Regions from separate parts of the Mus musculus genome. Here region 1 is linked to region 2. The links are chromatin loops, found by intact Hi-C in ENCODE. Cell type or tissue: heart. All regions are shown on one strand. Each heading gives the region's core, and the rest is flanking DNA. Links, peaks and the distances in the headings are about the cores only.

Region 1 (7,804 bases), core at 2,733-5,232, 780 kb before region 2:
AAGTCCTCTGAGCACTACCACCAAACTCCCTGAAACTTAGCATTGTATGATCGTCCTCTGTTCTGCATGGGCCACGCATGGAAAGCAAACCGGACCTATTAATTATCCTAGGAAGCACCAGGGAAGTGTGGCCCAAAGGAGCACCCTGCAGGCCGCTCTCTACAGCCTTGAGTTAGGAGGGGGTCTTGAAGGTGTTTTCAGCTCTCGATTAATTTTTAAAACCTTTTTAAATTAATTAACATTAAAAATTAAAAGCAAAGATGCTGCCAGTTGGGTCCAGTAGAAGCAACATGTTATCAAGACATTTGACTGCAGGACCCAGGGTCACCTGCCTGAGCCACCTTACTCAGTACCTGTGACACACCCAGAGGGCCAATGGAGCTCCACAAAAACACCTGCCAGCTTACACCAGCTCTGTAAGCATGGGCGTCTGAGGCCACTGTGCTCGCTTGGCAAGTCTAAGATGAATGACCCGGCGCAGTGAGACGGGGCAAGTTGAGGCCCTGCTGTATGTGCACACACTGGCTACTTCCCCAGCTGCTGAAAGAAGGTACTCCGAATGGGACACACTGCACTGGACTTCCGTTCTCCTGGGAGACAAGGGGCAGAGTACAGAAAAGAACAGCGTCTGGGAGATGAGAGAAGCTGGGTGGTCTGAAGGGTTTCGCCATGTGTGGCCTGAGATCAGGCCCTGCACATGGCTGTCCTGATCCAGAGTGAAGTCACCTAGGCCCGCATCTCCAGGAACTGCGTTGCGAGTGATGAGTGCTGAGGCCCTCGTTGGCATCTAGGTGCCCTCTGAGGCCAAGGCCTACGGGAGTCTGCTCACTCCCATCCCTTCCCCACAGAGCTGACTCGGTCTGCACGGGCTGCCACAGACTCAGTGACCTGACCATGCACAGGTGTTCTGAAAGCTTACATCCAAGGTCAGGTGTCATCCAGGACACCATGGACAATGGCAGGCCATCCCTTAAGCCAATGACTCACAAACTACCCAAGGTTGGGACCATTAATACAGTGACCCTTGAATACAGTCCCTCCTGTTGTGGCGACCCCCAATCCACAAAAGTATTTCCTTGCTACTTCATAACTGTAATTTTGCTACTGTTATGAATGATACCATAAATATCTGAGATGCAGGATATCTGATATGTAACCCCTGTGAAAGGCTTGTTTGGCCATCCCCCAAGGGGTTGCGACCCACAGGTTGGGAATATCACTGCCTCAAACTAGAGAGCATTTTGTCCTCACTATGCATCACAGTGAGAGTGGGGACACTCACCTTACTCTGCCAGTTTTGCTCTGGAAAGGAGGTCTCACTATGCTGCCCAAGCTCCCCTCAAACTCCAAAACTCAAAGGTTCCTCCTGCCTCAGCCCCTCCAGTGCTAACACCACAGTCACCAGCCAACCAGCCCCATCTTTATGACCTAATCCCTAAAACTTCCCCTCTACCCAGCATGGGGAGTGTCACAACCCAGTCCAGAGTCTCAGTTGACAGTCACCATCCATCTCTTCTCTAGGACTAAGGAATAAGAAAGGAGGGAATATGTTCTCCAAGGTGCCTTCTCTGTAGAACCCTGCCATTCAAAACTCATCAGAAACACTAGCATCTACTTCTACCAGCCTGGCAAGTACACCAGTGGGAACCCCAGCTCCTTCTGCACCCACCCGGACCAACAAGCATTGCCTGGAGTCCATCAGAGACACAATTCTAGGTGTCTCATATCTGCTGGGCACAATTCAGCCTGGAAGGAGGTCTCCGGGACTCAGCACATGGATCCTGAAGGCCCAGAGGGCTCTGGTCTGAGCCACAGACCCTCTCCAAGGACTCCAAGAAGTTTAACCTCCTGCGCTTGCCTAGCTCCTCCCACCCAGGTGTAAGCATGTATCAGCTGAGAACACAGAGGAACACAGGAAAGGGTCTGCAGCCCCAGGTGTCCTGGCTGGCACCCTGACCTTGGAGTTGTCTAGTCACCTCAGGCAGAGTTGGATTCTCAGCATTCATGGCCAGCTTGCCATGTCACTAACGTGAAATCAGATTAAGACAGTGACCCCTGAAAGTATGATGTCCCCTCAGGACTGCAGTATTCCACTGTGTGCCCAAGCACTGTCCAACCACTTTGGAGACCACTACCAGGTGAGGAGGGGTGCCCACCCTCGATGTACAACTGTACTTAGCAGTACACCACCAACCCCGTGGTTCTCCACCGTATTTCTACAGTCCACTCTGGCTGCTGCTGACTTACCAAAAAAATGAGTGTTTGCAAACCAAACAAACGTATACACTTTCCTTAATTTTCAAAGATGACTAAACTTTTCATAAATGGCTTTTCCCGCTTCATATTACTACCAACAGCTAATTCCGTTGGGTTCTTTCAGCTACACACACTCGGGCACATCCACACGGAACAATATGAACACACATCTTTAGGGATGGATGTCACAGACTCCGGGCAGTGGGGACAGCACTCTGTTTGCATGTCTCACTCCCTCCATCTACTGGTGGCTGATGAGAATGAGTCAACCAAAAACCTGGCTTCAATTTAAAACAATTGGCAAGATCACATGACCCACCCGTACCTGGGAATCTACCCAAAGGCCTAAGCACACCGCAGGGACACCTGCTCGTTCATGCTGCTCGTTCATGCCTACCGCATCGCTGTTCACTGCAGCCCAGCGTCTGGCAGCAGATGAACGGGTGAAATGTGGTACATACACACACAGGAGTTTTATTTAGCCATAAAGAGAAAATAAAGTATGTGTTGGCAAGAAAACCGACAGAGCCAGAGACTGTCATAATAAGTAAAGTAAGCCAGACCCAGACAGACAAATACTGTCTTTTCTCTGTCACACGCAGAACACGGGTGTTATACACACCACACCACACCTCCACACACGCCATGAAAGTGGGAGGGGAGCTACTTGGAAGGAGCAGGTACAGGAGTGGGGAAGATGGGAGCAGACAAAAGATGGAGAAGACAGTGAGAGAGAATGATACACTTGATGCGATTATAAACACATGCTTTGAACAAATAGAAAATATGAAAACCAGCAGCACCAACAAATGTCCACAGCATCGCTTCGGTCACAAATAAAGAAATGAGTGATTCAAAGCCAGGTCAGAACAGGAGCAGACAACAGTGACCACTGGGGGAAGGCGGGACCTGGACCTCACTCCCTTCCTGGACGGACAACCTCTGCATCCTGGACAGGGGTTCTATCAGCATTTCTAGTGGGCGGGGACATCCTCCCAAGATACCTGCTCTTCTGCAGTCAGTGGGGAACCGGGGCCATGCAGAAATTAGTGCTGTAACCACGCAGGCTCCCTTACAAGCCTTTTGTTCCCCCTCCAAGTCTTCCTGCTTTCTGGAGACATCTGAGCTATCTCATCTGGGTCCTCCTTCCTGTCAGCTGACCTGGGTCCTGACTCCACCCACTGCTCCCCAATGGGGGAAATGACCCCTCCACTCAGGAGCTTATAATCATGTTTCTATCTTTTATAAAGAACTAGCAGGTTGGCTTAGTGGTTCACACCTTTAAGCCCAGAACTCAGGAGGCAGAAGCAGGGGCATGAGTTAGTTCAAGGCTAGCCTGGTGGGGGTTGGGGGACGACGACACTCTGCCTCAAAAATAAATAAATAAAATGAAAAAGAACTAGCAGCTCACAATGCACTAATCACTCTCTCAATTCTTTCAAACAGAAAAAGAAAAAAAAAAAGGTTAAATCTCATGGAACCCTGGACAGGAAATAATCCCAGAGGTTAGCTGTAGGAAGAGCAGAGAGAAGAGACCAAGATATCATTTAAGATATCAGAACAGAAGACCTGAAAGTCATTTCTATTCTTGGGAAAGAAAGGAAGATCACAGAAAGAGATCACCTATGGTGTGTATGTATGAAACAACTGATCCCCTTCCTGCTAAGTATACATCCGCAATGCAAAGTCTGGCATGGCCAGCAGGGGGCAGTATAGGCGAGCAAGAAGCTAAGTCTAAGATCCCACTATCCACTTAGATTACTCACTTCCTTCCCTTCCTGCTGCTTCAATCGCCTTGTTTGCTGAGCATGAGTCTACAATTACCGCAGAACAAAAAATTTAACCTATGTGTACTCTTAAAATTCCCCTAAGAATGTGCCTCATCTCTTTTTTTATACTACCTGAATAAACAAGTCTGAAAGCCTAAAAGCCAAAAATTCACAGTATATGCACTTAAATGTATGTCTGTTTGCATGGTGATGATGTGTTTATGCTACAGTCAGCAAACACAGCTTGCTTAATGAGGCAAAAATCTTTGTCAGTTTTATAAAGCAAAGTTCATGAGAAATATTTAATATGTAAATAAAGCAGTAAAATGTGATCGAAAAACAAAAACAAACAAACAAACAATAACACACCTCACTAATACCACTACAACTCATCGTAAGACTTTAAGCCATTGTTTATTAAGTTAGACTCTCAGGCCTGTGGAGGTCATCAGCAGCCCACCTCTGAGAAGAGTGGATTATCCCACCCATTTCAATGACTCCCTTCACCACAAACCCAGAGGGGTCAGGAAAAGCTGGCTGTGTGCATTCCAGCATGCAAGCCTGCAAAAGTTCTGCCATCCACTGCAGGGTGAGGCACTCAGCTAGCATGCAGGACTGAAGCTGTAGCCCATAGCTTGCCAGCCACCTCAGAGCTGGGCAGGTAAACAAGGGGCTAACAGCTAGAGATGGCTGACTCTAGATGCTCAGTGACCCTCAAAGATAAAAAAGCGGCTGACTCCCACTCCACTGTTCAAAGCCCCTTTCCTCTGACCACAACTGACAGCAGTCAGAAGACAAAACTGCCTCTCTAGGGCTCGGAAGCCTCTGCCCACCCTGTGTCTATTCCCAATTGTCTTCAGCCTGGTGAGGGAAGGCGCTGCCTCCCCAGCCATCACAGCCCCAAGCACCGTCAGGGCCAAGGCCAGGCTTCTGCTCCCACAGAGACCATGGCCACTCCTCCCAGGGAAAGGAGGCTTGGAAAGCCAAGGTAAAGAACTTCAGTAGAAGAGGAGCGGACGATGGACCACTGGGAAATACCAACTGCCGAGGGGCCAGCTATACTCTGGAGTGAGCCAGGAAAACACGCCGCCTACGAGCTGTCTCCACTGGAAGAGTCTTTAAACATCCCCTCAGCAACAAGTTTCCCCAGCACTGTGCAGCAGGGCACTGCAGTCTCTGCAGTCAGCCTGTGGCGGTGGGCTGGCATCTGTGGCAAGATGGATCTGTAGCTCAGGCTGGCAATCTCGAATTGAGATAGCCGTAAGAGGAAGTTAAAGCAAACACTGGTGACAACCTGTGGGCTAAAGGAAATGCAGAGACTGGCCAAACAAGAGAATTCCAGAGCCCCACATCAGTGAACATAGCTTCCTGGTGGTGTGGCCTTTGGAGGGTCTACAAAAATCCAATGACCATTTTGTACCTAGATCTTGCTATGCGGAGAGGCCATTGGTCAGAGACACCAGTGCCTCATCATGGAGAATGAAAGGAAGCCTGAGAGGGACTAAAGACCACACAGAGACAGGTATGAGGGGTGGAGCCCCAGTGTTCTCTTTTTCCAGGGCACCTTCCCTGAAGTTCTCATTAAACATCAGCAGAACTAAACTGTGCATAGAAAATTACTGTTCCTCCTCCATCAAATGGCTCTACTTCCATTCCTGAGACCCACAGGAAAGGAGTCACAGCAGCCAGACCTCATTCTACCCCACCCACCACACCCCAGCATGCTTCACAGAGACCCTCAAGCTGCTGGCTGCAGTAACAAACCCCAGCTACAAAGCTGCTCTTCGGTAAAATAGATTGTTACAGGGCCATTGTGGGAACTCTCTCCGAGGAGACACAGAGCATCGTCTTCAACCCCCTCTCCCTTACAGGGTACCAACAACAAAACCACACAGTAAGATTCCACTGTAGCCCAACGGGAACTAAGGGAAGCACGGGAGAGGGGTTATCTCCAGGAGCAGCTGCCACTAGGAAGCCTCGGCCCCAGCATGGATGACAGCTTCCCCATAGCTGTATAGGAGTCCTACTCGCAGTTAACATTCCACCGTCTACAGTACTTCACCCAGACCACGTGCAATTTAGCCAGAATTAACATATAACTGGCCAGTAAGTGCAAAAGAGTGTGACTGAGCTCAGCCGAGGGTCCAATGAGCCTCCCTACACCTCTCCTACTCTGAGGGAACGCCGCCTGTCAAGGAGTCATGGCTTGAGAGTCTCTCGCACGTAGCCACGGCTGTTCCCGTGACACCCACACTGTGCTCAGAGGACAGCGCTCCACGGCAAGGACTGAAAACAAAAGGGTGTGTTTCGCCCTTTCAAGAAGGCCTAGCACACAGCAGGCACTGCACAGGCTGAGCTCGGAATCTCAACCCCATACCTGTTATTTTGACTTGGCAGAAGCGCAACTCAAGGACAGCTGTGTCTCTGGCTGCCTTTCACTCACCAGCTGTCTGGAGCTCAAGCAAGGATCTTTCACCCTTCCACTGGATTCTCCTTTTCCACCCAGGAGGCTTTGCGAATATACAAAGCAGGCAGCAGGTTAGCAAGCTCGGTTAACAAGGGAGACAGAAGTGATTCTGTTACTGTCAGGTTTATATACAGGTAATGTGTTTTCTCTACTAATGGCTCAAAATTATTCATTTCAAGCCACTGGCTTTTCCAAGCAAGCAAGGATTTAGTGAGCCTTTCCAGTTTCGCCAGCACAAGGATCAACTACAGGCCGAGCGGGGCAAGTAAACGCAGCGTGGACCTCATGTCCGGGCCCTGGTTGTTCTGAATCCAGCTCGGGGATTTTCTCGAGCTGTCCACTCATGGGTATGCACAGTAAGTGAATGACAACAGGAGCCCAGAGAAAGCTGCTGATCCCCAGCCCACAACAGCTGAGACGGAATTCCCTGAAGGGATCCGAGGACCTCTCCCTAGGGCATGTGGTCTGATGAGAGAATGTGCCACACCTCCAAGTGGTCAGTTTGCTCACACATCAAAACTGCTTCGTACAGCGTCCTGGCCAGCCTCCTGCTCCCGGCACACATAGGAAGGGCTGTGAGGCCGGAGCTCAGGATAGGCTGCTTACAGCACAGAAACCTCAACCTGCACAGGCTTGGGACTCACAGACTGCAGAGTCCATCAGAGGTCAACATCAGCTGTGCCTTGCACTTGAGAAGCAGCAGTCCAGTCTGTCCTCCAGCCTCTCCATGAGGTTCCCAGTGTACAGGTCTCCTTGGCAACCTCACAGACCTCAGGCCTCACGGCTGGGCCTCCTACACACAGTAGGATTAATCTAGCCGACAAGAGGAAACAGGTTTCTGAGATTAAATGTCCAAAAGACAGCCAAAGAGCTCACCCAATGTGTCTAGAAGTGCTCTGGACTGATTCACACTCAGAGCTCAACAAAAATCCTTAGACTCCTATTTTCTCCCAAAGGGATTTCTCAGCTACCACTCCCCAGCCCCACCGCCAAGTCATCATCACTTAACCAGTCCATCACTGCCGTTCCGAACCTCCCTTGGTTCACACCCAGTCTAAGCTAGGGTTAACACTGCTGTGATGAGACACCAGGACCAAAAGCCCCTTGGGAGGAAAGGGTTTATTTGGCGCATAGTTCCATGTAACAGTTCTCCATGAGAAGCAGTGAGGACAGGAACTCACTCACACAGGGCAGGAACCTGCAGGCAGGAGCTGTCACAGGCACCATGGAGAGGTGCTACTTAGAGGTTTGCTCAGCCTGCTTTTTTATTGAACCCAGGGCCATCAATCAGCCCAGGGGTGGTTCCTCCCAC
Region 2 (7,804 bases), core at 3,085-5,584:
CAAGAGCAATAAAGCACATGTCTGTACAAAGGCCTGCGCTCAGCATTCACCCAGACTTCTCTATGAAACCCAAATTGAAATAAGTGAATATCCATCATCAGGGGAGTTTACAGAGGAGGGCTAGCTATGAGACAGAACATTCCTTGTCAGCGCAGAGGGAAAAACTACTAGCTGTGTGTGATAGAGATGCTTCTCAAATATTTATTGAGAATACACCAAAAAAAAAAAGGCCACTGAGAGTTATCGGGTCCCCAGTAACCAAAGAAGATTACGTTACAGAGTAAAACAGAAAACAGAGGGGAGTGGCCATGGCCACTCCCTCATCCTAAGCCACACCCCAACCACCTGAAGCCATCTCATTAGGCCCCGCCTCCTGAAGCTGCTTCCCTGCGTTGCTGCGAGGGGGACCAAGCTTCCATCCCAGCAGTCCAGGGCATGGGTGAAAGGATTACCTCATGGGAGGTTTTGCAACAAAATGTCACGTGGGATTACAAAATATCCATGGGTTTTCTTTGTATCAGAACGCTTATCAGCTACAAGTATTTGGAACATTCTGGGTAACACTACGATTAAATCAGTTCCCAGTGAAGCAGGCTTCTCTCCTCATCATGAAGGACTGTGTCACCTGCTAATGGTTACATGGCCCCCTGGCCTGGGGTGGGGAAGGGGTTGGAGGGCGGCCACTGGAAGTCTACCCAGGAGGGCAGACTTATTTCGCACGATGCGTTAAAATCGTATAAATGATTTGTGTGTGAGACAGAAAGATAGAGAATACATAGGAACATCAGAGGACGACTTGCCCGGGTTGATTCTGTCCCGCTAGCACATGGGACAGAACTCTGGTCATTAAGCCTGGTAGCAGGTACCTTTACCTGATGAGCCACCATCCCTACCCCTACTGCTCTTACGGCCTCCTATGGCCTCAGCCTTCTGTGTTATGTACAGAAAGGGTAAGCTAAACAAATAAGATGCTGAGTCCAGAAAAAACTCAAAAAAATCCGTTCATAGGGTCATACCTCCTGCCCCACACCAAGCTTCTGTCTGCGTCTAACGTGTTTCTATGCCTGGCTTCCTTCCTTCGGCTGGCACATGGCTCCCTACATAGTGAGTGCTGGACCCATCTGAGTGGGCTGGGTAGGCTTCATTGAGACTGCCATCCCGTCCTCCATGTCTCTGGACCTTTGCTGCTCAGGAGCCGACTCAGCACCTGCAGATGTAGGAAATCGGGTCACCTTCCAACCACCAATGGACCACCGTTCAAGTGAACAGTGTCTGGCTCATCTCCACGGTGAAGGCACAGCCTGCTGTCCTACCTGATGCTGGCCAGGCTCAAAACCCAGGCAACTAGGGGCCTTCCCTCCTACTTATGCATCGACTTCTACCAGCTAGACAACACTGGCTCTCAGCAGGCAGCAAGTGGGGTCCTAGCCTTCTGGCCACTTATTTGTCTAATAGTGATAGATACACAGCAACTGTAGCACAAGACCAGAAGGCTTTGTGAGCACATCAGATGGCAAACAAATGAACAGGTTCCTGGTTCCTGAAGGAGAGCATGGGGAAGGGGGCGTCCCTTCCCAGTCACTCAGCTGTAGTGTATTTTACATTACTCGGTACTAGTGTCATCTATAGGTCTGTTGGGAGCGTCTGTTTAGAAATGTAGCTTGAATAGTTGCTTGTCTGGACTCTTTAGTTTGTTCATTCCGCGGACATCAGATGATGCACGCTCTGTGTACCTAGTACCTCAGTCAGCACAAGTGATTCACTGAGCCATGTGCACAACAGAGCCCCAAAGCAGGCTGCCTTAGTCAGTGTTCTGTTGCTGGGAAGAGACGCCACGACTAAGGCAACTCTTATAAAGGAAAACTTTTAGTTGGGGCTGGCTTACAGTTCAGAGGTTTAGTCCATTATCATCATGGCAGGAAGCATGGCAGCATGCAGGCAGACGTGTGCTGGAGAGGAGATGAGAGTCCTACATCTGGATTGGCAGGGAACAGTAAGAGGGAGTGACATTGGGCCTGGCTTGGGCATTGAAACCTCAGAACCTACCCCCCAGTGACGTACTTCCTTTAGCAAGGCCACACTTAACTCCAATAGTGTTGCACTCCCTATGAAGGTCATTTTCATTCACACCACCACACAGGCCTTAAAGAATTACCCCCTCACACTTCTACACACACACACATACACACACACACACACACAGAGAGAGAGAGACATACTTACACACAGAGTTCCAAACCACAGGGGCTCCCAAGAAGGAGGTGAGTGGGACTCTCTGCAAGCAAGGGCTGGGGGCTGCTTTACAGGTTGAATGTAGGGATGGCAGGGAGGGGGTGGGGACATTTGTGCTGGACTGCTAAGAAGGGGTAAGAGAGAGGCAAGTGTGTATCCCTTGGCAAGGAGCTGAGGAGCTATGCCACAGAGGGAGCCTTCGTGTCTGCTCTTACAGAGGAGGCCCACCTCCACATTAGAGACCTTACAAGAGGAACTGGAGAAAAAGGAAATTATCTCTAGTCCCTTAGTTGTGGGGTGGGGCGGGGGAGGGGAGCTGTGAGGATGACCAGTGAGGATGTCACTGCTGAGTGACACCAGGTTATTCCAGGTAGAGATGTGAAGTTTAACCAACTGTGCATGCATGCTACATAAATAAATGGAGAGTCTGCAGGAAACAGGATTTCTGGAGGCAGGGGCTGGGGTCTGAGTCAAAGACTTCATGAGACAGGCAGGTGGCTGGCTCATACCAAGATCATTAGGTCTTTGGGGACGTGGCTCAATTGGTAAAGTGCTCGCTGCAGAAATATGAGGACCAGAGTCCTTGGCACCCAGTGAAAGCTGGATGTGAGGGCACAGGCCTGGAACCCCAGGGCGGGGAGTGGGAGACAGCAGCATCCAGAGGCCTTGTAGCCTGCTGGTCCGGAAAACTGCAGAACTCCTTGCTAGCAACTGAGGAGGACACCCAGCTTCACCCCCTCTGGCTTCTCACATCGCACTCTGGGGGTCATAGACCTGCCCCATCTTTTCAAGTTACTCGCACATGTCTTTCACCTCTCCCTCTTATTGGAAAGAAGAGACATTGCATTCTTTGTTTATTTTTGTTTGTTTGTTTTTTGAGTCAGGGTTTCTCTGTGTAGCCCTGGCTGTCCTGGACCTCATTCTGTAGACCAGGCTGGCCTCGAACTCAGAAATCCTCCAGTCTCTGCCTCCCAAGTGTTGGGATCAAAGGCGTGTGCCGCCACTGCCCAGCTGAGACATTGCATTCTTAACTCAATTTGCTTTTCCATGTAACAAAGCAGTGCTTATCTCTAGCTCAACGGTCAAAAATAAAGGTAAGGAATTAACAGTAGCGTTTAACTCCAGCATGCCCATGGGAGAACTATGCCCTGTGATTTCACACCCTGATCTTGGTTAAACAAAGGGAAACCGGGGGAAATCAATAGAACGTCACTTTTTGTTTAATTGTGTGGAATTCTTTCACAGAAAGTTGACTGACGCCTTTGCATTTCGGGACAGTGCAGGATTTACGGCCATCCTCTGTGTTTCTCTGGTAGCTCCGCAGACTTCCCTTCTACTTTATGGGGTCTCTGGTGGTCTCAGATAGGGGACCTCTTTCTTTTCAGTCTTCCTTCTGTACTGTCAAGGCTGGCCTTCAGTGGGAAACAGAGGACACACATCAGGAACAACTAGAATATCAGAACAGTGACTTCAAAAGAAGGGTATTGTTTTTGTAGAGAGGCCATACAACACTGAGAATCAAAGGGCATCCTGTCGGAGGCCCACTCCTTCCTGGACCCTGGAAAGGGCACATCCTTTGGGAGCCGGGGTACTCATTTCCTTATTATTATTATTTTTATTTTTAATTTTAAGGACCATTATTTTAGTTGGGAGATCTGTTGTGCTGCTCAGAGGACTATGAATCCCGAACTCAGGCCATCCTCCTGTCTCAGCCTTCAAGCTCTGAGGCTATAGGCATGTAGAACTGTGGTCCGTTTCCTTTGGCTCTTAGGCTCACAAGTCGTTTCCTCTCCTGGGCTCACTGGCTTCCTCTGTAAAACCGTGGCACCCACAGGAGCCTTGTGAGAAAGTTGGTTATGCATAGGTACAGTCTGTCGGGCATGCAGGGTGGTGCCAGTGCACGGGGAGTGTGCTCACACTGACTGTGGTCTACACTGCATTGCTTGAGCACTGTGCATTTGAAATTCCCGCTTGCAATCCCTACAGGAGGCTCATGGCTTGTAAGCCAGGGCACTCTTCACCCTTAGTTACACTTATGTTGTGGGCTACGTGCTCCCTCTAGTGGCAGAACTGAGCAGCACCACAATCAAAACAGTTCCGCCTACTGGAGCCCCAGAGACATGGTTCACAGACTGCCACTTAGACATTCTAGAGAAGATGACAACACCTTAGAGAATGTCACGGTGAAGGAATTTGTTAGAACGGAGTCTCACGGGAGAAGATTTGAGGGTTTTACACTCCTGCATATATCTTAGACCTTAAAACTTCATTCGTTTTTTCCTTCCCTTTTTATTCTAATGACCCTTATCTTTGCAAGGGTATTATTCTCATCTTCCAACATGGATTTCTTACACTCTCCTGTGAGCTAGTTAAGCCTCATAGTCCTGTTAAAATACACGTCATTTATCTGATTCGTTCAGATATGTGGAAGTTGAGGACTGAATTAGAATTCACGGATTCATTAACTGTCTTCTAACCCCAAAGATATGGGAAGAATCTCTTTGCAAAGATTACAGGATTTAACATTAATGGGATTCAAATCTGTGGTTAAACTGAAATGAGAATCTTGCTTCGGGAGTGGATCGGGCAAGGGTGCTTCTATTTGAAGCTTCTAAAAATGTGATGGTAGCCCAGTCAGTGCCAAGAACTGTCAATTTAGGTTAAATGCTCCCTGTCACTGTGTGGGTGATGTGCGAGGAGATACAATATTAAGTTGATGTATTTAAAATGTTTCTCTTCTACATGGAGTGGGGGTGGGGAATGCATTCCTTTGAGCCACCATGAGACTATTCCCACATCTGCCAGTACAAACAACTGGGGATAAACAAACGAACCAACAAACACCCCCCCCCCCCCGCAAAATTGGGAAAGGGCTGGAGAGATGACCCAGTGGATTAGAGTGCTTACTGTTGTGTTTTGTTTTAATCTCACGTACCTAACCTGGCCATTGCTCCTGTTTCCTGAACCTCTCTTTCTCCCTTTCACTGATTGGCTAGTCCAGAAAGTGACGTGGAGCTCCCACCAATGGGATGAGATATCCCACCTTTGTCAGGGATAAAAGACTGAAGCCATCTTGGCCAAGGACTCTCGCTAGCCTGGTTTGGGTCATAGTGTGCTCCCCCTACCTGCTTTTTTAAACAAACAAGAAACGAGTTCACGGATTTGTTCCTGTGTTCCTGTGTCCCTGTGCTCCCTTGTGTGACACCGAGATTGTTTTTTGTTTGTTTCTAATGCTATGTGAGCATGTTTGAGCTCAGGATCGACACAAAAAGCTGGACGCGGTGTTGGCAAGACTCTGTAACCCCGAATTCTTACGGAGATGGGAGGCAGACAGGAGAGTTTGTAGGAAGCCCCTGAACCAACTAGCTGGAGTACACAGTGGTGTGCAGTGGCACAAACAGGAGAGGCCCTGCCTCAGACACAAGGTGGAAGGAGGGAATGGACCCCTAAAAGTGGGGTCAGTCCAACAACACAGATAGATTTACTGGAAAACTGTTGTGAGCTGAGGCAATGGCTCAGCCTAAGTAGATTGATTGTTGTGGAAGAAGGAAGGCCTGAATTTGGTACCCATGTTTGAAAAGCCAGGCATTTCAGCATACACTTGTAACCCCAGCCTTGGATAAAGCAGAGACAGATAAGGCTTACTGGCTGGCCAGCCTAACCTTATAGGCAGGTTCCAGGCCAGGGGGAGACCATTTCTACAAAGAAACAAAGTAGATAGTGTGGGAGGAACAACACTCAAATGTTCTACTCTATCCTCCCTCCGTGACTCATGCATTTGCTAACACAGGCATGCTCACCTGCACACAAACACATACCTGGGCCAGTGAGATGGCTGCGCTGGTAAAGGCAATGGCGGGCAAGCTTGATGATAAGGGTTCAAGCCCCACACCCATAGGGCAGAAGGAGAGAGCCAGCTCCTACAAGTTACCCTCAGATCTCCACACATGTGTCACGGCACATGCACAAGCATACATAACTGTAAGTAAAAACAACATTATTCCAAACTACCTGAGATCTGCACCTGAGCTTCATTAAAGACACCTGGTGGCAAATTAGGAGCCAGGAGCCAGGAAAGTCCTTAAATATTGTGACTTAAAATGTATTTTATTGGGGGTGGGGCAGGGTGGAGCGGGGCCGGGGGGTGGGATACATTTAATCTGGTGAACTCACAGGCCCCAAAGGCTACTTACTACTATTGTCCTGCCAAATGGACATAGTATCAAACTGCCCTTTAGCGGCACACCTCTGTGCCCTCAGATTCGTGCAGATCTCAATCCTCATCAGAGGCTCCTCTGTGCACCGGACAGTGGCCAATGCAGAAACTTACAGCCAGTAGGTCCACGAGAATGGGAATCAGTCGAGTGCTGAGCCACAGATGAGGCAGCTAGGTCATACCCCTTACCCTCGAGGCTCACAAAGCTTCTATAAAGATGGGGCAGAGATTTTGTAAGAGTCAGAAATAGATGACAACCAAAGCAAAACAGTATTTTCTGGACATGGCACGGCCGCTCACAAACTCACCGCGGTGATGACTACCCGTGGTGGTTTTCTGGCCCAGTGATGGGGGAGCAGGGGCAATTGTTCTGCCCCTGTGCAGCCAGATCTGTTGGGGTGAGAAGCTGGCAGTCTGATTCCGTGTTCTGATCGTGCTTGCACCTCAGTTTGTTCTCTCTGAGTGTGCTCACGTGTGTCTCTGGGTGGTGACGTTGGAAGCCAGATACCCTTTAATCCCAAATCAGTGAATACCGTGGATCTCAGCTTTTCATTAGGAAAATGTTAAATGTGTCTATATCCATGGGACCCAAAGAACAGAGCCAAGACATGACCTACTGACAACAGGCCCATGAGCTTCAGAGCCTGGCTTACTTGTTGTTCTTCTCCTCACCACCAGGGGGCAGGTCTCCCAACCAGATGAAAATCTGTGTCTCTGTGTGGATTTGAGCTTCCGGCTTCCTCACAAGGAATCATTGAGGTGCTGACGTTTATTCTGACGTTTCATTTCAAACCAAAACGCATACCTAGAAACTGAAATCTTACAGAACAACCAGGCATTATAGAGGCTGTCATCCCATGTATTCATTCCCTTAGCCGTGCAGTATGTGTGTGTGCGTGATGGCCAGATCCTGGCACTGCGTCCACATCAATGCATGTAGATGTTGCTTTGGTTTATAGGAGCCCTTCTATGAGGGCGTGATAAGTCAGGGATGGGGGCTGGTTGACTGTAGACAGTACTAGCTGCAGTTTAGCCAAAGGACTTAGCAAAACAGCACTTTAGAAAGTGGATTATCATCTTCCAGACTTCAAGAAAAGCAGACAGCATGTCACACAAAGTCCTGTACCTGGTCCAGCAGACCCTGCTCATTCAGATGGCCTCATCTGCTCTCCACTAGCCTGCAGCGACTCACCCTCATCTGCTCCTTGCTGTTACCTGAAGCCTTTAGCATTTCCTCATCTGTCTTCTGGACTTTGCTTGTGGAACTGTCACATGAAGCTACTCAGACCCTATCTGAACCTTCCCTCTTACTCTCATAGACCTATCTGGCCACCACCTCCTTAGTACTGAATGCCA

Evidence for each region. A loop is a pair of places that touch in the nucleus more often than their neighbours do. Peaks named below come from ENCODE experiments on the same cell type or tissue, not always from the same donor. Only the 100,000 strongest peaks of a DNase experiment are listed, where the experiment ranks them.
Region 1: it touches region 2 in a loop (3-fold over the local background); 14 of 42 quality-filtered maps call a loop at or near these places.

Annotation. Positions count from the first base shown.
Region 1 is chr1:89,520,755-89,528,558 of GRCm38, reverse strand. All of the region lies in intron 1 of Agap1 (ArfGAP with GTPase domain, ankyrin repeat and PH domain 1), which reads right to left. Among named protein-coding and RNA genes, the nearest start is that of Gm41914, 56 kb to the left of the region's middle. In heart, for the core only: a CTCF peak has its summit at 3,950 (motif pointing right); DNase peaks (open chromatin) are centred at 3,301 and 3,958; H3K27ac peaks cover 698 bases.
Region 2 is chr1:88,741,906-88,749,709 of GRCm38, reverse strand. No RefSeq gene overlaps it. Among named protein-coding and RNA genes, the nearest start is that of Platr5, 9.1 kb to the left of the region's middle. In heart, for the core only: a CTCF peak has its summit at 4,300 (motif pointing left); a DNase peak (open chromatin) is centred at 4,259.